Regions from separate parts of the Homo sapiens genome. Here regions 1, 2 and 4 are each linked to region 3. Evidence: chromatin contacts called from ENCODE Hi-C or POLR2A ChIA-PET data. All regions are on one chromosome and are shown on one strand. The core of a region is the stretch at or near the end of the contact, and the rest is flanking DNA. Distances in the headings are between cores, read along the strand shown.

Evidence for each region. A loop is a pair of places that touch in the nucleus more often than their neighbours do. ChIA-PET counts read pairs that join two places held with the same protein, here RNA polymerase II (POLR2A). Pooled maps may share reads with other maps.
Region 1: a loop to region 3 is called in a pooled map, with 7 times the contacts of the local background. The contact joins the promoter of TOMM40L here to the promoter of NCSTN in region 3. A Hi-C loop is called at or near these places in 7 of 50 pooled maps.
Region 2: a map of CD4-positive, alpha-beta memory T cell shows a loop between it and region 3 (6-fold over the local background). The contact joins the promoter of ARHGAP30 here to the promoter of NCSTN in region 3. A Hi-C loop is called at or near these places in 1 of 168 maps with a recorded cell type or tissue (CD4-positive, alpha-beta memory T cell), 2 of 37 single-sample maps with no recorded cell type and 6 of 50 pooled maps.
Region 4: a loop to region 3 is called in a map of B cell, with 4 times the contacts of the local background. The contact joins the promoter of USP21 here to the promoter of NCSTN in region 3. A Hi-C loop is called at or near these places in 5 of 168 maps with a recorded cell type or tissue (B cell, CD4-positive, alpha-beta T cell, CD8-positive, alpha-beta T cell and 2 more) and 8 of 50 pooled maps. POLR2A ChIA-PET finds 5 or more read pairs at or near these places in 1 of 52 experiments (H1).

Annotation. Positions count from the first base shown.
Region 1 is chr1:161,223,956-161,230,898 of GRCh38, forward strand. It overlaps TOMM40L (translocase of outer mitochondrial membrane 40 like), which reads left to right and starts at 2,105. Exons shown (of 10, transcript NM_032174.6): 1 at 2,105-2,181; 2 at 2,400-2,649; 3 at 2,933-3,000; 4 at 3,303-3,395; 5 at 3,681-3,782; 6 at 3,929-4,034; 7 at 4,231-4,353; 8 at 4,473-4,549; 9 at 4,760-4,862; 10 at 5,001-6,791. The coding sequence starts at 2,535. The coding sequence ends at 5,140. It overlaps MIR5187 (microRNA 5187), which reads left to right and starts at 3,231; the gene lies at 3,231-3,306. It overlaps NR1I3 (nuclear receptor subfamily 1 group I member 3), which reads right to left. Exons shown (of 9, transcript NM_005122.5): 8 at 6,858-6,943; 9 at 5,714-5,971. The coding sequence ends at 5,842. RefSeq lists enhancers at 1,511-1,620, 2,081-2,150, 3,665-3,844.
Region 2 is chr1:161,065,305-161,071,705 of GRCh38, forward strand. It overlaps ARHGAP30 (Rho GTPase activating protein 30), which reads right to left and starts at 4,587. Exons shown (of 12, transcript NM_001025598.2): 1 at 4,224-4,587. The coding sequence starts at 4,320. NECTIN4 (nectin cell adhesion molecule 4) reads right to left here. Exons shown (of 9, transcript NM_030916.3): 9 at 5,694-6,401. RefSeq lists an enhancer at 3,880-4,426 and a silencer at 4,323-4,472.
Region 3 is chr1:160,338,908-160,345,239 of GRCh38, forward strand. It overlaps NCSTN (nicastrin), which reads left to right and starts at 4,476. Exons shown (of 17, transcript NM_015331.3): 1 at 4,476-4,574; 2 at 5,815-5,919. The coding sequence starts at 4,490. It overlaps COPA (coat protein complex I subunit alpha), which reads right to left and starts at 4,343. Exons shown (of 33, transcript NM_004371.4): 1 at 4,224-4,343; 2 at 1,274-1,387; 3 at 1,002-1,075. The coding sequence starts at 4,263. RefSeq lists enhancers at 4,276-5,223, 4,496-4,545.
Region 4 is chr1:161,157,957-161,161,638 of GRCh38, forward strand. It overlaps USP21 (ubiquitin specific peptidase 21), which reads left to right and starts at 1,544. Exons shown (of 14, transcript NM_001014443.3): 1 at 1,544-1,722; 2 at 2,410-2,550; 3 at 2,664-3,284. The coding sequence starts at 2,685. UFC1 (ubiquitin-fold modifier conjugating enzyme 1) reads left to right here. Exons shown (of 6, transcript NM_016406.4): 5 at 165-255; 6 at 456-900. The coding sequence ends at 536. RefSeq lists a silencer at 1,623-1,772.

The sequences.
Region 1 (6,943 bases), core at 855-3,354, 880 kb after region 3:
ATACCATCAACCCATCATACCATGGAAAGCTCATGGTGTCTTTATTCCATTATGGGTAGATCTCATCTCTCAACCTTATCCCACTTTACTGCAACTTGGCAGAGAGATATTGGGGAGCAGAAGAAAGGAGAAAGGAATTGAAATCAGGGACAGGGTTGAGGGCTATGGGGGTTAGGGGAATGAGGGTCGGGTAAGAGGGCAAGTGTAAATGATCTTGTCCGTTTTTGAGTTAATGTGTAATGAGACGGGGAGAAAACAGGAGAGCCCAGAATGACCTGGATGCTGATCACTGAACATACCCTACCCCCAGTAAAACAAATTCAGAAAACAGCTTCCGCCCGTCCCCTCCCAATGGAGGGCTCTGGCAGGAAAAGAGGTGAATAAGAGGCTTCTACCAGGGTAAAGGTTGAAGGCACCTGGTCATTTGATCACCTTATCAGTTCTAGGCAGTGATTAGCCAATATTGAGTCAGCAGGGGCAATAGCCCTGGCCCTTGTCTCACTCCTGTTGGGGGTGGGGGAGGGGGAGAGGTACATTCCCAGGTTCAAAGCATTTGGGTGAAATCAGTTAAATAGATATCAGAAGCTTTTGTATCTTTCACCCTTTTGCCCCCCAAGCATACTCGCTGAGTATGTGGAACATTCCTGAGGGTGACAGTGGAGGCGCAAAGCTGATGAGGGAGGTAGTGACCAGAGACCAAGAAATCTTTGTTTTTTAACTTTTGTTTTAAATTCAGAAGTATATGTGCAGGTTTTTTTGTTTGTTTTCCTGAGACGGAGTTTTGCTCTTGTTGCTCAGGCTGGAGCGTAATGGCATGATCTCGGCTCACTGCAACCTCCACCTCCCGGGTTCAAGGATTCTCCTGCCTCAGCATCCCAAGTAGCTGGGATTACAGACATGCGCCACCACGCCCGGGTAATTTTGTACTTTTAGTAGAGACGGGGTTTCCCCATGTTGGTCAGGCTGGTCTTGAACTCCCGACCTCAGGTGATCTGCCCGCCTCGGCCTCCCAAAGTGCTAGGATTACAGGCATCAGCCACCGCCCCTGGCCTATATATGCAAGTTTGTTACACACGTAAACTTGTGTCATGGGGATTTGTTGTACAGATTATTTCATCACCCAGGTATTAAGCCTAATATCCATTAGTTATTTTTCCTGATCTTCTCCCTCCTCCCACCCTTCACCCTCCAAGACCAAGAACTCTTACTCCATTTTCAATTATTCCCCTGTGGAGCGCTTAGTGCTTGAGGTCAGCCCTTTGGCTTGTCCCTGGTCCTGGGATGGAGTGCCTTTGGGGGCCAGGCTCCATATTCCTAGATTTTATTTGCCAACTCTGCCTTGGGACTCAGGGAAGGAAGGGTTAAATACAGAAAGCAGCTGTTTCAGCGAATAGTTCTGCTAGAACTTACTCCTCTGCGCCAAACTCTCACACCCGTTTCCATTCCACCAAGTGGTCAAGAGCGGGGACTTCGAGAGATGTAGACCTCCAGAAGAGAAGGGTGGGTCCCTGTTCTAGGGAGTGCTGCGCTTAATGAGTAGTACTCATTTGGAGGTGTGCTGTGGAGGGCTGTGAGGAGGATTTCCCATGGGTTCTTTGGAGAGAAGGGAGCGATAGAAATGAACCAGGGTTCCAAAGAAGTCTTCATAATCGTTCTTTCTGCCACCCTTCACACTATGCCAGTCTACAAGCTGTAGTTCCACTTTTCTCATGGATGAAACTACATGGGTGGAAGGAGCTTCAGTGGCCCAAGCTACAAGATGCTCCCTCTAGTGTCTTGTACGCTCACAAGTTTTTTTCCGACCTTGGAGAGGCCTAGTGATCTAAAGCCTTCCACTTAAGTCTAAGGGGCCACCAATCAAGTCCTGCCCGCCTCTGCAGCTCCAGGGTTGAAGCTCTTGGGCCGTCAGACCTGCCACTCATTTTCTTCCTCCCTTCCCATTGGCCCATGGTAAATAGCGAGGCTTTTTTTTTTTTTTTTTTTTTTCATTGATTGGGCGGGGCCCAATCAGGGTTGGGTTGGGTCTTTGACAGCTTTCTTTGCCAGATTCAAAGATGGCGCTTACGGCCACGCTAAGAATGCAGCGTGAAGCTGCAGTTCTGCCATCACTCAAGATGGCTGCCCCCATCAAGATGACCGGGGTGTGCCGGGGGGAAAGGGGCAGCATGATGGTCTGAGATGGTAAGGGATACTGCACCATTGCGGGCCTGGTCTTGGGGCCTGGGAATGAAGAATAGAGAGGCTAGGGAGCTAGGTGAAGTCTGTGGTGGGGGCTAGGATCAGAGAAAGGGAGAGAGGACAAGGGTGACAAGTGGGGGTGAGAGATCAAAGATGGGGCGGGAGTGTGCCTAGGGTTGTCTCTCCATGAGTGCTCTCCTTCCCTACTCTTCCTGTTCCAGGTGTAGCGTCGGACCATGTGGAAGTTTCTGAGGCTGGGGAGCCGGATAATGGGGGGTGGGGCCCGTTGGGGGGTAAAGGGGCAATAGCGTCCTTTCACAGGCTAACCTCGGCTCTTCCCAGTCCTCTGGACTAAAATGGGGAACACATTGGGCCTGGCACCAATGGGGACTTTGCCCCGCCGGAGCCCCCGCCGAGAGGAACCCCTGCCCAACCCTGGGAGCTTCGATGAGCTGCACCGTCTATGCAAAGGTGAGAACTTGGCACTTGGGTGTCTCAGGATGAAGGGGCAGAGGAGTGGAGGGTCTTGAATGCCGGATGTCCGGCGATGGGAGCAGGAAAGGGGAGATCATAGCTGGGTCATGCAGCCTCAGGGAGGATCAGGTGCCCAAATGAAGTGGAGCATTTCATTGCAGGACTTGAAAGGAGGTTAATTCCTCCAAAGTGTTCCCTATGGGATTGAAAGGGGAGACTATCTTTTGGGGTAGGGGTTCTTTGTCTGTGCTTATTCCTTCCCTTCCCCTACCCCCTTCAGATGTATTCCCAGCACAGATGGAGGGAGTGAAGCTCGTTGTCAACAAGGTTCTGAGCAGCCATTTCCAGGTGCTCCCACTTCTCTGGCCCCTCCTTACTATTCCCCCTTTCCTGTCCCTGGATCATCTTCTCCTTTCCTTTGTACTCCAGCCCTAGCCAGTCTATGTGGGACAAATGAGGGAGGATGTGGGGTTCTCTTTACCTCCGTGCCTGTGGGACTTGTTGCTTTTAATCCGATGACCTTCTCTGTATATGTTGGAATATTTAGGATTCTTGAGAGGCCCTCTGGATGGGGAAAAGACTAAGGGTGGGATGAGGGATTGAAGTGGAGCAGGAATGCGCTTTTCTCCACTGAATCCTCTTTTCCTCAGGTGGCGCACACTATACACATGAGTGCCCTGGGCTTGCCGGGATATCACCTCCATGCGGCCTATGCAGGGGATTGGCAGCTCAGTCCCACTGAGGTGAGGGCTCCACACACCTGGGTCATCTCCCTAAAAACCAATCTGGGACCCAGGTCTGGAGGAAGAGGAATTGTGTGTGTTATGGGGAGGAATGGGCCGTAACCTGATTCTCTGTGTCTTTTCTGAATGAGAGAGGGTAGAGAAACATTTTCTGTGAAGAGCCCAGAGTGTGTCTTTGTGACTCCACCAGGGGGCGCTGTGCACTCTTAATGAAGTTCTATATTTGGGTTTAGGCTGAGTGGTGCCATCCGGCTCAGCCTTACTACTGTGTACACCCTTCCACAGGTGTTCCCCACTGTGGTAGGGGATATGGACAGCAGTGGCAGCCTGAACGCCCAGGTCTTGCTCCTCTTGGCAGAGCGGCTCCGAGCTAAGGCTGTCTTCCAGGTGACCACAGTTCCTGCCTCCATCCCCTGAGGCACTTCCTCTTTCTCCTCCACGGGTTTCCTGCTCTGAGGGCTTGGAAGGAGGAGCAGAGTCTATAATGATCATAAAGAGGGAGGGAGATTTTACTTCTTGCTCTTGCCACCCAGACGCAGCAGGCCAAGTTCCTGACATGGCAGTTTGATGGCGAGTATCGGGGAGATGACTACACAGCCACTCTGACCCTAGGAAATCCTGACCTGATTGGGGAGTCGGGTGAGGAACTGGGACAGGGTTCTTTTTATCTTGGCGGCCCATTTGCTAATGTTACTATGCCTCTTCATCTTCTGTACAGTTTGGAGTTTAGAAAAGGAACTTCTTGGGCAGGCTGGGGTGGCGGTTATTGGGAGTGAGGGAGCAGGTCTGGATATTGTCTCTATGACTGACTCCATGTCTCCCCATTCCCCCACAGTGATCATGGTTGCTCACTTCCTGCAGAGCCTCACTCATCGGCTGGTGCTGGGAGGAGAGCTAGTTTATCACCGGCGGCCAGGCGAAGAGGGGGCCATCTTGACACTGGCTGGGAAGTACTCGGGTATGGGGCGAAGTGAAGTAGTGGTGGTGGTGGGGGGCAATTCTGGACTTTTCTGGGGTTCCTGGCCTGTGTCATACTACAGTTAACACTCCTTCCCCTCTGTACTTTGGATTTTACAGCTGTACACTGGGTAGCTACATTGAATGTGGGATCAGGCGGGGCCCATGCAAGTTACTACCACAGGGCAAATGAACAGGTGAGACCTCTGATCTCATTCCCTCCTTGTCAGCAAGTCAGTCATGAACTTCTGTTCATCTGGACCTCTATCGCCCTGCTGACCTATTTTTCTTCCTACCACGCTGTGTATATATTTACATGCATGCCTCCATTCTGCTGATTCCCCATCAGGACCCTTCTGGTCTTCACTGATACTGATCTCTCTCTCATCCTTGCCCATGGTTCTCAGGTTCAGGTTGGAGTGGAGTTTGAGGCAAACACAAGGCTACAAGACACAACATTCTCCTTTGGTTACCACCTGACTCTGCCCCAGGCCAACATGGTATTTAGAGGTGAGGGTTATTGGGAGACATTTGGCTATCCTGAGGAATGGGGGATGCAGAGGAGGGAGGGAAGCTCGACCTTACTTCTGGTGACTATTTCCTCCAATCCCTGTTAAATAATCTAGTGGGTATTCTCTCCCCCAACAGGCTTGGTGGATAGTAACTGGTGTGTAGGTGCTGTGCTGGAGAAGAAGATGCCCCCTCTGCCTGTCACCCTAGCCCTTGGAGCCTTCCTCAATCACTGGCGCAACAGATTCCATTGTGGCTTCAGCATCACTGTGGGCTGAGGTTGTCCAGAGCCAGCCCCCACAGCAGCTGGAACCTCTGAGTCAGGTGCCCTAGGGCCAAAGACTAGGCCCCTCTTCAGAGCCCACCTTGCTGGGTGATCTCTAGGACCCAGGAGCAGAGTGGTGGACAGGACCATGCCCTCCTCAGAACTGGAGCTGCCACAGGGGCAGTTGATGAGGCAGAGGTTTGAGGATCCCCCCTCTGCTACCAGCCCCAGTATCACCTTCCCCATGCTCTTGTGGCTGTGGACTAAGGGAGAAGGATTAAGGGGTATGGCTGAATTCCCCCGGCACCCCTTGCCCTCAGGCTTCCTTCTTCCTTTCCCTTTGGTTAATCCTGCATGGGATTAGCTGACCATCCTGTTTTCCATCCCAGAGCCTCCCAAGGCTGGGAAAGTAGGGCTGAAGGGCTAGATGTTTGGTCTCAGGAAGTGGGGCCCACCCATTCCCAGAAGGAGCTTCTTTACCTCTTAGCCCTGAGGTTTCCTCCTTCCCATCTTCTGTGCTTCCAGAGAACAACTTTGTTCCTATGGTCACCCCCACTATCCCCATGACCGCATGAAGAGGCAGTTATTGCTTTAGTCTTTCATTGCAACCACTGGGCTCCCTTTGAACCCGGCCCAATCTTTGGTCCCAGCATTTTCCCACTCCAGTGTATCCAGGGTGTTCCAGGTGAGCTGGGGAAGGAAGTGAGCATGGCCTCAGCTGCAGATCTCCTGGAGCAGCGGCATCATGGCAGACAGGCCCTGGATGTGCTGGATTTGGTACCCGTAGGCCTCATTAATGCTCCGGAGCTCAGCCAGCAGGCCTAGCAACTTCGCATACAGAAACCTTTGGAGGAAGTAGTGGGGTTGCCAGGAAAACAGGAGGGAAATAAGGCAGTTGGGAGTCTTGTCTCTAGGCCCTGATCCCCTGAACTATTCCTCAGTGAAGCCAGGTCTGAACATTAGAGAAAATCATGCTCTGGTATGACAGACTATCAGAGGTTCCAAAGGTCCTCCAGGGGGCCTCGGTCTGACACTGTCTTCTCTCACCATGCTCAGTTTTTTCTGAACCCAGAGCTCTGAGAGCCGAGTGTGAAGAAAGCTCCAGACTTGGCCAGAACTCCAACCATGTGGAATCTGAGGGCCTGGCCTTCTAGAGCAGGTTCTAGAAGGTGGATGTGTTCTATGGTATAAAGCATCCCCTTTCTGGCCAAACTAGCTCTTGGAGGAACGAGCAAAACAGAAGCGGTGCATACCTCAGAGCCTGGATAAATCACAGACTATTGAACCTGGAACTGGCTTTGACCATGAAACTGTGAATGGCCCTAACTTCAAGGGAAATGAGAAATCGAAGGAATTGGCCCAATGGCGAGGAGAGGAAAGGCCAAGGGAAGAGAAAAGTCTGCGTTAGTCTGGAGAAGTTGGACTAGTGAGGTAATGGATGTCATCAATCTCAGGAATGCTATTACCCAGAGCCTCTGAGCTACTACTTTGCATCTGTACTGAATAAAAAAAAAATCTGGAAAAAGTGAGATGAAACAGCAGTATCCAAATACAGCAATTTGGATGCTGAAACGATGTGAGACAGGGATGGCCAGGGGGAAGGACTAGACCCCACGATACCTGAATTCCCTAAGGAAAGGACAGTAAAAAAACATTCCTCCCAAGCTCAATGTTTCACCAACCCCTTCCTGCCCTGGTGTGGCCTCCAAGCCCTCAGTGTCCCACCGTACCGATCCCGGGGCCTTCGCTGCTGGCCCTTGATGTAGCTTTGCAGAGTCAGTGCCATCTCCTCTTGCAGCTGATCAATCTCATCTCT
Region 2 (6,401 bases), core at 3,337-5,836, 730 kb after region 3:
TCAGAGCCCACCTCTAAGAACCATACAGAACAATGTAATATGCATTTCTGGGTGCTGATCTTTCTCTTCCTCTTGTTTTTCCTTCAACCCAATTCCTTCAATCATTTATTCTAATTTTTTGTAAAGTTTTAGGTTTTGAAAGTCATTCCAAGCTCTTTGTTGAATAAAGTATGACAGAAATATGGAATGAAGAAAATAATCAATAAATTCATCAATCCCAATCTTTCCTTTTTCTTTTTTCTTTTTCTTTTTTCTTTTTTCTTTTCTTTTTTTTTCTGAGACGGAGTTTCACTCTTGTTGCCCAGGCTGGAGAGTGCAATGGCGCGATCTCAGTTCACTGCAACCTCCGCCTCCCAGATTCAAGAGATTCTCCTGCCTCAGCCTCCCAAGTAGCTAGGATTACAGGCACCCACCACTCTGCCCGGCTAATTTTTATATTTCTAGTAGAGACAGAGTTTCTCCATGTTGGTCAGGCTGGTCTCAAACTCCCGACCTCAGGTGATCCACCCACCTTGGCTTCCCAAAGTGTTGGGATTACAGGCGTGAGCCACTGCACCCGGCCCCTTATTTATTTATTTATTTATTTATTTATTTATTTATTTATTTATTTGAGACAGAGTCTCACTTTGTTGCCCAGGCTGGAGTGCAGTGGTGCAGTCTTGGCTCACTGAAGCCTCAGCCTCCCGAGTAGCTGGGACTACAGGCGCACACCACCATGTCCAGCTAATTTTTGTATTTTTAGTAGAGACGGAATCTCACCATGTTGGCCAGGCTGGCCTCAAACTCCTGACCTCAAGTGATCCACCCGCCTTGGCCTCCCAAAGTGCTGGGATTACAGGCGTGAGCCACCATGCTCAGCCAACCAAAATCTTTCAACTCTCCTCATACGACCTGGCTTTCAGACCCTTCATCCTCCTGCACACCACAGCCAGGAGTTGGGTGGGATTAGGGAAGCATCTAGTGTGCAAAATTTAAGGAAGCACTTATTCTCAGGGCCATGGAGATGCCAACCATGCCCATGCACGGTCTTGAGTACCTCCTTGAGAATGAGGCATCTAGGGGCCTGGTGTGGTGGCTCACACCTGTAATCCCAGCACTTTGGGAGGCCGAGGCGAGTGGATCACCTGAGCTCAGGAGTTCAAGACTAGCCTGGCCAACATGGCAAAACCCCGTCTCCACTAAAAAGTACAAAAATTAGCCAGGCGTGGTGGTGCCTGTAGTCCCAGCTACTCGAGAGGCTGAGGCAGGGAGAATTGCTTGAACCCTGGAGGTCGAGGTTGCAGTAAGCCAAGATGGTTGTGCTGCACTCCAGCCTGGGTGACAGAGCAAGACTGCATCTCAAAAAAAAAAAAAAAAAAAAAAAAAAAAGGCACCTAGGGCAATTGTACGACACTGAAAGTGAGTGCTTCCTTAAATTTTGCACCCTAGTCATGTCTCTTGCCTCGTCTTAGTCTCAGTCCTACAGTTCACCATCCATCGTTTCAGTACCTACTCCCATTTTCTAGGATCCCACTGACCTCAGGTTCCCAGCATTGAATGCAGAGATAGGGCAGGCCCCTCCTTGTCTGAGCTGCTGCTGTACTCTCGGGTGCCTAATGCTAAGCCAACTCTTTTGACTCATAAATAGTCTGCTGTCACCTAAACCACCAGGTTTTTGTCACATGAGCAGCATACAAACCAGGTCTTCTCTATCCTATCCTTCTCTGCTGATTTTGAACCTCCAGAGTCCTTTAAAGGGGACACTCAAAAGCCTAAGGAGTCACAGCCATAGAAGAACTGGGTCAAGGAGATGGGGGAAGAGACAACAGGGTCACAGAGATGGGGGAGTTAGGGAGATAGAGATCAGAGAGATGAGATCAGAGATAAAACCTACAGACAGGATTGGAGCGATGAAGTCAAAGGGATGGAGACATCGAGGAAATAAGAGTAGGGTCAGGGAGGAAGGCCAAAAGCTTAGGGACCTGAGAATTAGAAACCTGAACAATCGGCCAGGTGCGGTGGCTCACGCCTGTAATCCCAGCACTTTGGGAGGCCGAGGCGGGTGGATCATGAGGTCAGTGTTCGAGACCAGCCTGGCCAACATGGTGAAACCCTGTCTCTACTAAAAATACAAAAATTAGCTGGGTGTGGTGGTGCCTGCCTGTAATCCCAGCTACTCTGGAGGCTGAGGCAGGAGAACTGCTTGAACCTGGGAGGCAGAGGTTGCAGTGAGCCGAGATCACCCCACTACACTCCAGCCTGGGACAGAGCAAGACTCCATCTCAAAAAAGAAAGAAAGAAAGAAAGAAAGAAACCTGAACAATCTATCAAAGATTAGGAAAAGAAAGAATTCAGTATATACAGGGCTTAAGGAAGGAAGAGACCCATGTGGGGGCAAAGAGCTGGAGAGAGGGCTGAGATGGAGCAAGGCTGTGGGGATGGGGGAGACCAACGTGATCAGGGAGGATAAATTAAGCGAAAACAAAGATCTCTCTGCTCTCATTTTTTTGTGGATGTTGGATTAAAGAGAGGAACCATCACCAGCCTCTCTCTGTCCTTCCTTCCACTTTCCACCTCTCTGTACCAGGAAGACCTGAGGGATAGGGAAGGAGCCACCACTGCTACTCTGGTGCCCAAGATCAACCCACCCTTGGGTTCTGTGAGGTTCTGGTCTCCTGCTCTCGGATTCACCTAGGATCAGGATTCAGCAATCAGATCTGTCTGTCCCCTCTAGAGAGTGTGCCCCTTCCCTGCTAGGAATCCAGGAAGAGGCCGGGAGGGTTATAGGAGCAGGGTCTGGGCTGGCTGTGGGTTCAGTGTTTCAAGATAAAATTGGTTGGTGGACCACAAAAAAGGGCAGTACCAGGAAAGGCTGAACTGAGGGTTTGCATTGAGCTGGGAGGAGCACATCATCCCCAATTAAATCTCATAATCCTTGGCTAAGAATCATAGCTCTTGAGAGGAGTCCCTTAGAAAGGAGTAAGCCCTGCACTGATGGCTGTGCCACCTCCACTCTGCCCAGTGAGAAGAGGAAGGCTCAAATAAGCTCGCTTCAGCTGTTTAACACTCTTCCTTGGGGTCTGGGCTTTCCCTTAACCAAGGGCAATGGGGATAGGGGTCCTCTCACTGGAGGAGAAAAGGGGAAGGAGGTGTCTGGGGACGCAGGGGCGGGGCTAAGAGCAGGAAATGATCTGGGAACCACCATCACCCTCCCTCCGCTGCAAGCACCACAGCCCAGAGCAGAGGAGGGGACAAAGAGGAAATGACAGATTGGGGTGGGGTGGAATGGGGTGGAGTGGGGAAAGAATTATGCCTTTCTCTAGGAGGAGCTTGAAGTGCCAAAAACAAGCTGGGCTGGGCAGCCAGGGTGCCTGGGTTCAATTTCAAATTGAATCAAGAAATGATTTTGAGTGGCTGCTCCATGCCAGGCCCCGTTGTGAACCTGATATTGTCCCTGGTCCTTCTGGCTTCAAAGCCCACTCTAAGGTAACCCAGGGAGGGAGCTGGGTGAGCTCCACAGACAGCTCCACACCCACCCTCCTTTGCACCCTCCACCTCCAGCTTCAAGCCAGGCCTCACACCCTCTCTTTCATTCTTCCCCATTTCAGCAGCTTCTCCCCTTGCCCCCCACTTTGAACCTGTTTCTCTTTTGCACAGGGACAACAAGAGAATCACAAAGACTAGGGGCAGAGGTTGTTTCCAGCCCGACATCATCCCCTGCGGCCCAGCAAGGCTGCAGTGGGAACAGAGCCCATGACCTTGTCCTTGGGTGTTCTCCAGCCAGGAAACCACCCGCCTCAAGGGCCATCTTGAGACCCTTCTGGGGCCATTTCCCTGTCTCCTTTCATTCAGACCTAAGGATAATCATTTCCCCTTCAGCCACTCCTCTCCTGACCCTGTCGCCTCACCCTCCCTCTCCTGTTCCCAGTCACCTGCCCGCTGTTTCATCCACTCCTCCTCGGTTTCCAGTCTCTCCATCCTCCCCCTCACTGCTACCTGGGTACTCACATTCTCATCCCCTCAGCCACCCCATCCCCAGAAAGTTACACAAGGGAGCCGCCCTGCCTTCTTCACTGAGCCACATTTCCTGTCTTGCCCACTTACAGTTCTCTTGAATGGTGACCCCAGGCCACTGCCCCTTCCCCAGGAGCACCGGAAACTGCTTCTGCCCTTCAGGCTGGATCGGGCTGCAGATGCCCAGTGCCTCCCCACCCACCCTGCAGAAGCTGAGCCGGCCTCCTTACCCTCCTGGCCTGAGTGCTGCAGGTGCTCCTGCAAGTCGCACCCAAAAACCCGCTCCTTTGCGCTGCCCTTCTTCTTTCCTTTCTGCCGAGACTTCATGGCCAGAGCCCCAGGGCACTGGCCCGGTCACCTCTATCCCCCAAGACCTGTGCCCTACCAGTCCCCCATGGGATCCCAGCCAGCTGCTGGGCTTGGCCCGGCCCCAGGGGGGCAGGGCTCCCAATTGGGGGTGGAGGGTGGCCTGGGCAACGGGCAGCAGCTCCTGCCCCTGGGGCCCCGGCCACACGGAAGTGGCTGTTGAAGAGGAAGCTACCAGGACCCTGGCAAGAAATTGTGTCCTGTGTCTCGTGGCCCAGCCTGGCACTCGCCCTCCTCGCCCCGCTCAGCTTTAGGGGGCAGGAAGCAGTGCAGCTCCTTAACCCACTTCCTGTTAGAGCATCTTTGCAACCACAGGGCCTAGGGTGGGGGAGGTAGCTGACATTCACATCCTCACCCTTTGCTTGGACTTCATTCATTGGTCAGGGGAGGTGATGTCAGAGCCCTGGGGTGGGGTGATGGCGTCTGTGGTGTGAGCAGGTGACCAACTCCCTTAGAGACCAGAATTCTTGGGTCCAAGGTAGAGACCTGGGGCTTGCCTGGGAGCAAGTTGACACAGGGCTGTAAAAAGCACACTCACAAGGGAGGATGCCTGGGTTCTGCCTCTGATGGATCTAGCACCTCAGTCAAATCGCATTACTTCACTGAGCCTCAGTTTCCAAACCTAGGAAAATGAAGGGAGCAGACTAGAGGACCTTTAAATCCTCCCACCTCTAAGAGTCTGTAAAACTCATTTAACTTGAGTTTCAGTTTCTTTACCTGTAAAAAAGGGTACACTGCTGCCTATTTCACATAGCTGTTGTTGAGTCTCCAGTACAATAAGGAATTCAGGCTGGGCGCAGTGGCTCACGCCTGTAATCCCAGCACTTTGGGAGGCTGAGGCGGGTGAATCACCTGAGGTCAGGAGTTCGAGACCAGCTTGGCCAACATGGTGAAACCCTGTCTCTACTAAAAATACAAAAACTAACTGAGCATGGTGACGGGTGCCTGTAATCCCAGCTATACGGGAGGCTGAGGTGAGAGAATCGCTTGAACCTGGGAGTCGGAGGTTGCAGTGAGCTGAGATAGTGCCACTGCACTCCAGCCTGGGTGACAAAGTGAGACTTCATCTCAAAAAAAAAAAAAAAAGGAATTTAAAACACTTTGCAAACTAAGGTACTGGCCATCCTCGAAAGGGTTCTTAGCTTCACTTTCCTACCAGGGGACTCTCAGAGATGGCCAAAGGCCTTGTGGAGGCCAATTCTTTCCCTTCCCTCCCAGCTACAGGCATCCTAAGTCTTCCCCTACTTGGGACTACAGGAAGGATGGTACCGAGACAGAGAGTATGTGACTCAGAGCTTACACAGTTCAAGGGGCAAGACAGGAGCCAGACAGAACAAGTTTTGTCTGTTTATTTAAAAACAGAATATCATTTTATGTACAAATATGCACATATTTACATAAAATGTACATGTTAGGATCTTAGATCTTCAGGCTCCACATTCGAAGTCCTAGGCTGGCTGGGGAACGAAGGATGGGAGCCTCTCCCTTAGGCCAGAAATCCAGCAGATTTCAGACTAAGAAGAGTTTGGGTACTAAATCTAGGTATTCTGGCTGAGTGTATCTGGGTGGGCCAGCTAAAAATAAACCTCATTGAACTCCAGCCCCAACCCAGAGAAACATCCAGAAGAGCCTTGAATTAGTGATCCAAAACCCAGGGGGAAAGGCGACATTCTCACCCCCAGCACCTCCTTCACCTCACCTCAACTCCTACTCTCTCGGTCTATAATCACTGCTCTCTCTCTCCCCAACACCACTATTGAACAGGAGCCCTTGTCACCAGGTCCAAGCAATTCCCTAAGGTATCACAAACAATGGTGGATGCAATTTTACCTTACTCAGTAACCACGAGGCTCACATCCCTAATTTCAGACTCTACCAGCTCTCAGGTGCCCTCCCAAGGGGCTGCCTGCATGAAGATGCCTTGGAAGTAGCCCCTTTCACAATCACAGGAATTAACCCCCTGGTGTTGGAGGGGCCTCACTTTAAGCAATCCCAGTAGTAAACATTGGATAAATCTAAAGGCTTTCTTTAATTTTTTTTTT
Region 3 (6,332 bases), core at 3,226-5,725:
GACGACAAATCACAAATATATTTCTAGCACAGACACCTCAACTAGACTGTCCCTTAGGTCCCTCAAAATCACCAGAGACAAGATGGAATTCATTATCCATTCTCTTCCACTCCAGAAAACTATCTCCTCCTGATTTTCCTTTCCTAGTTAATGACACCCCCTTTACCCAGTGACCTAAACTAGAAGCCTGAAAGTCAGCTCATTTATTTCTCCTTATTGGCCCTTATTTCTCCTTATTGGCCATCTCATTTATTTCTCCTTATTGGCCATCACCCAACAGACACACTGATTCATTTCCTTAAATTCTCACATCCATCTCCTTCTCTCCATTTCAAATGCTACTACCTAAGCTCAGGTTTCCTAACTGGTATTTTTGCCTCCTGTCTTGCCCAAATCATCCAATCTTTTCTTTAATTACCACCAAGTAATCATTTTAAAAACATATAAATCTGGTATCACTCCTGTATTTAAGTTCCTCAAATGGCTCCTAGTTATCTGCATGATAACATCTAAACTCCTGAGCGCCACAAACAGGTACTCCATGATCTGGCCCCTCTCATCTTCTGCCCCTTCTCTCACCATTTCTCCAGGTTTTCTCCATACAAAACCAATAACAGCTGCCCTGTATCTAGCTGTGTCATGCTTTTTGTCTTTGCACCTATACTGCTCTTTCCTATTTCACTGTGAATATCTCTCTATTATATTGCTTACCAAACTGTACATGCTATTACTTGGATATATGTTTATCTTCTGTATTAGAATAAAAGCTCCTTGAAAACAGAAGCCATTTCTTATTTATTTTTGAATTCCCTAAAAAGAAAACAGTGTCTGGTACACAGTAAGCATTCAATAAATGTTTGCTGAGTAAGTTCTCCGGATAATGTTGTCAAAGGCCTGAGCTCTGTATGAATGAAATTTCCTGTCTTTCAGTTCCTTTCATGATTCCCAAACCTTCCCACATCCTCTTTCCTTTATTCTCAGTTATGACAGACCCTCTGTACCTTAATCTTATAGTCATCTCCTCCAGAGACGAACAGTGGCTGCTGCTTATGGAAGTCAATGCCTCGCACTGGACCTGGTGGAGAAGGCAGGCAATGTATGTTAGACAGAGCTATCCTTTCTAATCTCTAAGGTGATTCCTATTCAGGATTTTTCAGTTCTATCATTTCCACATTCTTTAATCATAGAGGAATCCATGTCAAACAAGGCTTAAAATACCCCAGGATATTATAAATACTTATACTCCTTTAACTTCCTCCTAGAAATATCTCACCATCATGTTCATCAAACTTGTCAATGAGAGTGCACATCCGATAGTCCCATAACTGGATGACCCCATTATGTAAACTAGTCAGGATCCAAGGTCTTTTGGGGTGAAAGCTGAGCCCTGAAAAAAATAGAAAATGATACAATGAGCTAACTAAGCCCCATGATGTCACCTTCTGTCAATTCTGATAAGAAAAAGAAACATCAAGGTTAATCCTAGGTTCATTCATTCGACATGCTTGATGATTTTTTACTGGATGCCAGACATCGTGAATTTTATGTTTGGTACTAGATTTTTGTCATATTCCTTTACATATTCTTGGGCTTTGCTCTAGGATACAATTAAGTTACTTGGAATCAGTTGATCCTTTCAAGGCTTGCTTTTAGGTTTTATTACAGAGGGGCTACAGCAGCCTTCATTCTAGGCTTAATCTGGAACCACTATTAAAGCAATAGCCATCTGAGGTCTCTATTTGAAGCCCTGTAATATTAGGAAGTCTTTCCTTTCTGGCAAGTAGGAACACAAACTAGTCCCAGTTCACTAGTGTGAACTCTGGGGATTGCTCTGCCTTCTCCTTTCCAGTGGTCCTTTTTCAGGTTTTGAATAGTTTTCTCACATGCAGATCAGTACTCAAACAAAGACCTGAGAAGACATCCTGCAGATCTCTAGTGCTCTCTCTCTGCAGCCCCCTCTTCTCCGGTATTTTGCCCAACAAAATCTAGCCATCTTTGCTTCCCCACACTCTAAATTTATGTCTCCTCAGAAAGACCAAGGGATTCCCCTCTTCACTGAAGCCTAAAAACTCTCTAGGCAGTAATCTACGACAATCACAGGACTCACCTTGTTTATTTGCCTTCTCTGGAGAATTATTTTCCTGCACTGCCTGTTGCCCAACATCTGTGAGCAATGTATGAACCTTTGTTTCATACATTTTGTTCAGTTGTATAGTTAAGGTGGGAAGGTAAATCTGGCTCTTGTTATTCTATCATGACTGGAAATGGAAGTCCCCAGAGGTAACAACTACTAACAGTTTGAAGTGTATCCTTTCAGATTTTTAATGCAGTTACACATAGACATAGGCTTTAGTATTTTATGAAAGTGGGGATCACGTTATGATGTTGTTCTGCAAACTTCTTCCTCACTTAACTATATAATATGGATCTCATGGAAGTACATATAAACATAACCTCATTCTTTTTAACTACAAGGGACAAATGTACTACACTTATATTATTCTAACAGGCATTTTGTCCGCCAATTTTTGGCTATCAGAAGAGCCTACTGAAGATACTTCTACACATAATCTAGCCTATTTGCATTATTACTGCCCTAGGCTAAAGACCTGTGAGATTGCTCAGGAATAGAATATGTGCACTTAACATTTTAGTACATATAGTTTAAATGTAAAAACACTGTATCAATATACAGTCTCATGAAGTTTATGGAGGTGCCCATTTTGCACACAGGCTGCTATCAGCTATTTGTTGTTTTGTTTTATAAATCTAAGACCCTCCCCCCAAAAAAGTAACTTAACTTTTTTTTTCTTGCATTTCTTTCATTACTAGTGAGGTGGAACTATTTTAATTATTTATTGAACATTTACAATTTTTCTTCTAAATTGTCTATTTTTCCATTAGGTTCTTTTTTTTAATTATGATATATAAGTACACTCAACAATGGATGTTTGCCCTCAAATATTATGACATCTTTGTTTTTCCTTCTGTACTGCCCAGCAAGAAATTAGGAGCAGAAAAGAAAACTGAAAGATTATGAAGACCCATTTCACATTTCACCTATACAGGTCTCAGAAATTCTTAATGGTACCCATCTTTCAAGGTCAAGTTTCCCAAGAGACTTAGAAACTGCTCAGAATATATTCACACATTGATAACAACCTCCAGTTTTTGAGCTACTGAGTCTACACCAGGCGCTGTAATAAATACACTCCATATACTTTCTCATTTTAATACTCTCTATAAAAGACGATTTTACAGATGAGGAAATACAGACTTAGAGACATTAAGTAAGTCATCCAAGTCACAGCTTGTTAGTGGATGTCTCAGGATTCCAAGGCAAGCCCATCTGACTTCAAAGACCAAGTTCCTAACCACTTTGTTACGCTGCATCTCACTAAATATTCTAGATACTATTTTTTCCAGGTCTTCGGAGACCTTACTTCTCTGACTTTCACATTCTAACGTTCTGAGGCTAATACTGCGATCTCAGTATTTGCCCTCCACCCCCAACGACCCACACTCGAGCTCTAGAGCTGCCGTACTTAGCAAATAAAAATACGAGATTTCCAGATAAATTTGAACTTCTGGTAAGCAACGACAGACTAAAAAACTATTCATTGTTTACCTGAAATTCAAATTTAACTGGGTATCCTGCATTTTATCTGGCAACTCTATCAAGTTGAGACTTTATTGGGGTTATAAGCCTCAAGTACTATTTCCGGGTAGTAAATAAAGCCGAATGGAGGCACTGATGTTGAGATGCTGCAGCCAAGGCCTCCTTAAGTGAGGTTGCCACTACTCGTCTCCAAAAAGGCTACTGACTCGGGTGCGAGTAACAGAGATCGAGACTCAGTTCCCAGGGCCACTCCATATAACACAGTCATCAAAAAGCCAACAGATCACAGGGCCTTTGGAGCAGAACAACACAAATCGGGAGCACAGCCAAGAGAGAAAGGGGGAAGAAAGAATAGGGAGGGGGTCTAAGGAATCCCCTGCAGTGTGGGAGCCACTTTATAGGTAAATCGAAGCCCAAGGACACACCAAAGAAGAGGGGACTGGAGAACCGCTAGCCAGGCCCAACCTCTCTCCCACCCTCCGTCTTCCTCCGGGTCCGTCTGGTGGGCCCATTTCGACCAACACCTCTACCCATTTTCTCTTCCCCGGTGTCAGCGCCGCTCCTGACATCCAACCTCCATGTTCCCCCTTTTATTCTCCACTACCTTTGACCCGCGCGCTCTTGGTCTCGAATTTGGTTAACATCTCTCAGGTCTCCGACTCCGATGTCTTAATCCGAGCCCCGACACACCCTGCTGCCCTTCGGACGCCTCCACGTCAGCGACCCTCTCCCGCGGTTTCCGGAAGCGCCTGGAAACACGAACTTCCGGTCTCTTAGGCTCCGGGCCACAGAGACGGTGTCAGTGGTAGCCTAGAGAGGCCGCTAACAGACAGGAGCCGAACGGGGGCTTCCGCTCAGCAGAGAGGCAAGATGGCTACGGCAGGGGGTGGCTCTGGGGCTGACCCGGGAAGTCGGGGTCTCCTTCGCCTTCTGTCTTTCTGCGTCCTACTAGCAGGTGAGGCCTCCCCGCCCGTGAGCTCCGTTCTCTAAGGGGAACTCTCGGATCGGCCCCGCCGCGACCGCCACTGTCTCCCTTCTGGTTCCTGCTGCCCCTCTGTCCCCCCACCCTGTAAATCCTCTTTCTTTTTCGTTCCCACGACAGAAGTTCCCCCTTTGCCTGGACCTGAAGGTCCCTTCTCCCCCGCAGCACGTCGTGTCGCTTCACTCCCTTCTCTAGGCCTCTTCCTGGACTTCGAGCCTGACCCTCTCCCACTTTGTCCAGATGTCTCGTTTTTCCCACAACCCCAGCCACCCACCCCACAGTCGAAAGGAACAGGTGTGAAAGTTAGCTTTCTTCCTCGCGTTTAGACTTTTTGAGACGAAAGCAATCTTGTTCTGTGGGTGCTGTGCGGCGCTTAAAAGGTGGATTTCTTATTTCTTCCTCTGTTGATTACATCCTAAGTCTGTGTCCCCCTGCCTTGCCTCAGGTTTTTTTTTTTTTTTTTTTTTTAATCAGTAAAGCAAGAATAAGGTAGGATATGGGTACTCTTAACTGTGAAGACCCTGAAGTAACAATTCAAGGAACTTTTGGCATTTATAATGTACTTAAGTGTTTGCTGATACGCGTTCATTTACTGATACATGGCTTTTTAGTTGGTCAAGCCCTAAAATGCAAATGCCTGTATATAACTATGACTGTGCCTTCCCCCAATTCACATTGTTTTTAAGGATCCTCAAAGGAGAAACTACAGCTGCCCCACACTGTGGGCACACAAATGACCTGCTGATGTTAAATTAACTGACCCGTGTATGTCATAAGGTTTCTCTCAATTCTGTTCACACTCTTGGAAAAATGCCTCAGAAAGTTTTCTTAGCCCAGCACCTGTGTATTAACCAATTAGTAATATACATACAGGATATACAAGCAGAAGTGTGATCACCTGTGCAACCAGAATCTGGCAAATCTAAGGTCAAACACCTTTCCTTTGACCAAGTTTTCTCTCTTTTAGTGTCACTGTCAATGGCGCTACATGGACTTTGTAATAACCCTTTGAGGCACATAGCTGGGTGCCATGTAGAACATGTATCTGTTACGATAAGTGTGTGCCCAAGAAATCAGAAGAATGGACTTTAATCTCATTTTAGAAAGTATGATATTAAATGATTTACCCAAGCCATACTTCAGGTTAATGACACGATAGAAGCTAGTACCTGTGTCTCTCAAATTTTTCTAACACTTTTTATCTTCCGATCAGGTTTGTGCAGGGGAAACTCAGTGGAGAGGAAGATATATATCCCCTTAAATAAAACAGCTCCCTGTGTTCGCCTGCTCAACGCCACTCATCAGATTGGCTGCCAGTGTGAGTTGAGATGGATTCATGTTTGTGGACATTGATATTTGTCTGTGCCCTAGATACTAAGTAACATCCATGTCCTGCTTAGGAGATTTGACACTTATATTGGACTGTATGTAGGCAGTTACAGATAACCGTCTGTCAAGCTAGGCAAGATAATTAATAAGAACTAACATTTAGTAAATGCTGCATACCAAGCTTTTTACATGTGCATCTCATACAACCCCAACCACAACCCCACAAAATAGGTCTTACTGTTATTGTCACTTTATAAATGATGAAACTAAAACTTAAAGAAGTTGAGTAACTTTCCCAAGATCATACTGGTAATAAGTGATGATGCCAGGATCTGGTGGCCCGAGCACTAAGCTGAGAGACCTTTTTTTTTTGACACGGAGTTTCACTCTTGTCCCCCAGGC
Region 4 (3,682 bases), core at 294-2,793, 820 kb after region 3:
TGGCCTAGTGGGGTGCCAGGCCCTCCTTTGCTGAGCCTAAGCAAAGTACTTAGCTGAACTTGTTCTCAATTCTGATCACTAGTAGTCTTCCTATGCCCCCAAGAGGCTGCTGTGCTTTATGGTAAACTTTGCATGTCAACACCTTCTTCATGTCCCTCTCATAGGGGTGGCAAAATATGCCTGACGGATCATTTCAAACCTTTGTGGGCCAGGAATGTGCCCAAATTTGGACTAGCTCATCTCATGGCTCTGGGGGTAAGTTTTGTGTATTTGGCATAAAAGGAGAAAGAGGGACTTAGGCCCTGAGCAGTACAAGAAAAGCAGCTAAGAATAAAAGGAATAACAGTGATGTCCCTTAAGCATGTTCCCCCAGAATCTGTCTCCAGGAAGGAGCTTCTAATGGAACAAGAAGCATTGACTGGTAGTAATCTCACAGGATTTTCCTTGTATTGCAGCTGGGTCCATGGCTGGCAGTGGAAATCCCTGATCTGATTCAGAAGGGCGTCATCCAACACAAAGAGAAATGCAACCAATGAAGAATCAAGCCACTGAGGCAGGGCAGAGGGACCTTTGATAGGCTACGATACTATTTTCCTGTGCATCACACTTAACTCATCTAACTGCTTCCCCGGACACCCTCCACCTCTAGTTGTTACTAAGTAGCTGCAGTAGGCATTGCTGGGGAAGAAACAAACACACACCAAACAGTACTGCTACTTAGTTTCTAAGGCTGCACAGGGAAGGGAAAGACTGGGCTTTGGACAATCTAGAGGTAATTTATATCCGCCCCCAGGTGGAGCAACATGCGATTCTGGAGGCACGGGGGTAACTGAAAGTGAGTACATATAGTCTTTCTGGTTTCTGGAGATAACCCATCAATAAAAGCTGCTTCCTCTGGTAGCCTGTGGTTCTCATTGGGAGCTGTTAACAGAGGGCAAGTGGGCTGAAACCTGAGGCACATGAACAGCTACGCCGGGTTGGGTTGGGAAAGAGTCGGAAATAGGGGATGCTCTGGTCAGGAGTGGGAATGAAATGTTGACTGTTCCCCCTGCTGCTCAGATCTACCTTTGTCCTTTAGTGGTGAGCCATGCTTTGCCCTACCGTGTTAGCCTGCAAGAAGTGGTTTTGCCGGACCAGCACTTCCCGCCCTCCAGGGATCTTCCCAGCCCTCTGTGAAGTGCTAGATGCTTCTCCACTGGTCTGCGGGCTGGACCCAGGCCTGCAGTTTGCCATACTTGCGCCCCTGCTGTTTGGGAAGGATCTGTGCTGTAAGCCTCGCGGCCATACTACGACTGTCAGATCTCCATCCCTATGGGCTATAGGATGGGGCGACGGCACCCTATACCTCAGGGACTTGCTTTGGAGTCATGGATTAAAGACCTCTCTGGGCAGCGTTGAGAACCAGCGACCCTAAACTTGGCTGCGTTTCCATGGTGTCGATCGCGGAGCCGTGGGGGCGGGCTCACGCAAGCGCCAAGGGACCGGTGGGAGGAGTTCGGGTGTGGATGCGCAGGCGCTTTGAGAGACGGTGAAGCCGGTGGCCGGTGGCCGGGCGGGACCAACAAAGATGGCGGCGGCCCCTGCGGCGGGAGCGATCTGGGCAACGGCTGCGGCTAAAGCTGCAGCCGGGCCCACGGGGGGGCTGCACGGGGGTAGTAGGGGGTGGCCCTGAACTGGGGCCTGGCCCTGGCTGGCCTCTCCCGCCGCCTCACTGGGGGACAGGTACGGGCCGGGGCGTTATGGCATGGCGGGGTGTGGGGGGGCGCAGAGGGAAGACTGCTCCAGACCCGAGAGGACACTCTCCACAAAGGCGCGTGGGGCCCGGCGGGGCCTGGGAGAACTGGGCTGGAGGGACAGCATCCCTGGACCGCGGGGAATACGCCGCCGGATTCCGTAGCCAATCAGCGGTCTCGGCCTTTCTGCCCTCGAGGGGGGCGGACCCGGCTAAAGCCCTGCTGTGGTGGGAGAAGTGCAGAGATTAAGGGTCAAGGAGTTGTTCGTCCTCCATCCCCGACTACTGCTTTCTGAACCTCGACACCATGTCGGAGGTCGGAGGTGGGGGAGGGAATGGATCGTAAGTCACCCATATAGTCTGCTTCATTTGCAGCCCAGAGAGGCAGGGATTCGAGGATGGAGGGCTGTCTTTTGGGCTGTTATTCTTGCATCTACACTACCATTTGGCTAGGGTCTTAAGTGACCCGAGGCACATCCTACTTTACTAGCCGGGTATGGGGTCCCATGTTACGTTAGAGCCGAGATAGGAGTTATCACTGGCTTTTCAGTAAAGATGTGTTCTGCAGGGAGGGGTCGGGAGTATAGAAAGGGTCAAAGCCATGGGCTGCTTATCTTTCATTCATTTGTTTACCCAATAGATACTAAGTATTTACTTTGTACCAAACACGATGCCAGGTACTGGGGATACGATGGCTGATTCGATAGATCTGGTTCCTGCCCTCAGTGCGTATACTGCTCCCCACTTTCGTTGATGTGGTAGTGGTGATGACTGAGCCAACCACCTAATGTGGAAATGAGAGGACAGCAAGATTGTGGGTATGGAATGGGGCAAAGCAATAAGGGAAAATTAGTGTGGCAGGGTTCAGTACAGCAGCCTGGGTTCCCATTTCCCCCCATATTCAAATGCTGACACTCTCTTCTCCTCCCAGGTCCAGCCTGTGGTGTCCACAATGCCCCAGGCCTCTGAGCACCGCCTGGGCCGTACCCGAGAGCCACCTGTTAATATCCAGCCCCGAGTGGGATCCAAGCTACCATTTGCCCCCAGGGCCCGCAGCAAGGAGCGCAGAAACCCAGCCTCTGGGCCAAACCCCATGTTACGACCTCTGCCTCCCCGGCCAGGTCTGCCTGATGAACGGCTCAAGAAACTGGAGCTGGGACGGGGACGGACCTCAGGCCCTCGTCCCAGAGGCCCCCTTCGAGCAGATCATGGGGTTCCCCTGCCTGGCTCACCACCCCCAACAGTGGCTTTGCCTCTCCCATCTCGGACCAACTTAGCCCGTTCCAAGTCTGTGAGCAGTGGGGACTTGCGTCCAATGGGGATTGCCTTGGGAGGGCACCGTGGCACCGGAGAGCTTGGGGCTGCACTGAGCCGCTTGGCCCTCCGGCCTGAGCCACCCACTTTGAGACGTAGCACTTCTCTCCGCCGCCTAGGGGGCTTTCCTGGACCCCCTACCCTGTTCAGCATACGGACAGAGCCCCCTGCTTCCCATGGCTCCTTCCACATGATATCCGCCCGGTCCTCTGAGCCTTTCTACTCTGATGACAAGATGGTGAGGACTTGCCACACACATGGCCTTCATGCCCATGTTCCTCTGTGCTTTCCTGCCATCCTCTGCCTTTTCTGTCCCCCATTTCCCTGAAGTTCCTTTCTCAGCCCTTCATTACAGCAGTTTGGACATGCCTCTCCCTTGCTTAAATACCCTTGAGCCTCCTAGACCCTTTTTTGGGTTGTTGGTGACTCTTCAGCATGGTGTGCCATTTCGGTCCCCAGGGGATTACCCCAACTATTTAGAATTCTTCTTTGGGTCCCCAGGCCCTTCCTTTCCCTTGCTTGCACCTTCTCTACTGGGACTCTGCCTAGGCCTAATTAATCTCTGGAGCTAAAGAGAGGCAGGCACAGAACATCTTAGCAAACGTGGTTGCACATTTTCTGAGCTAAGTAAGCTAG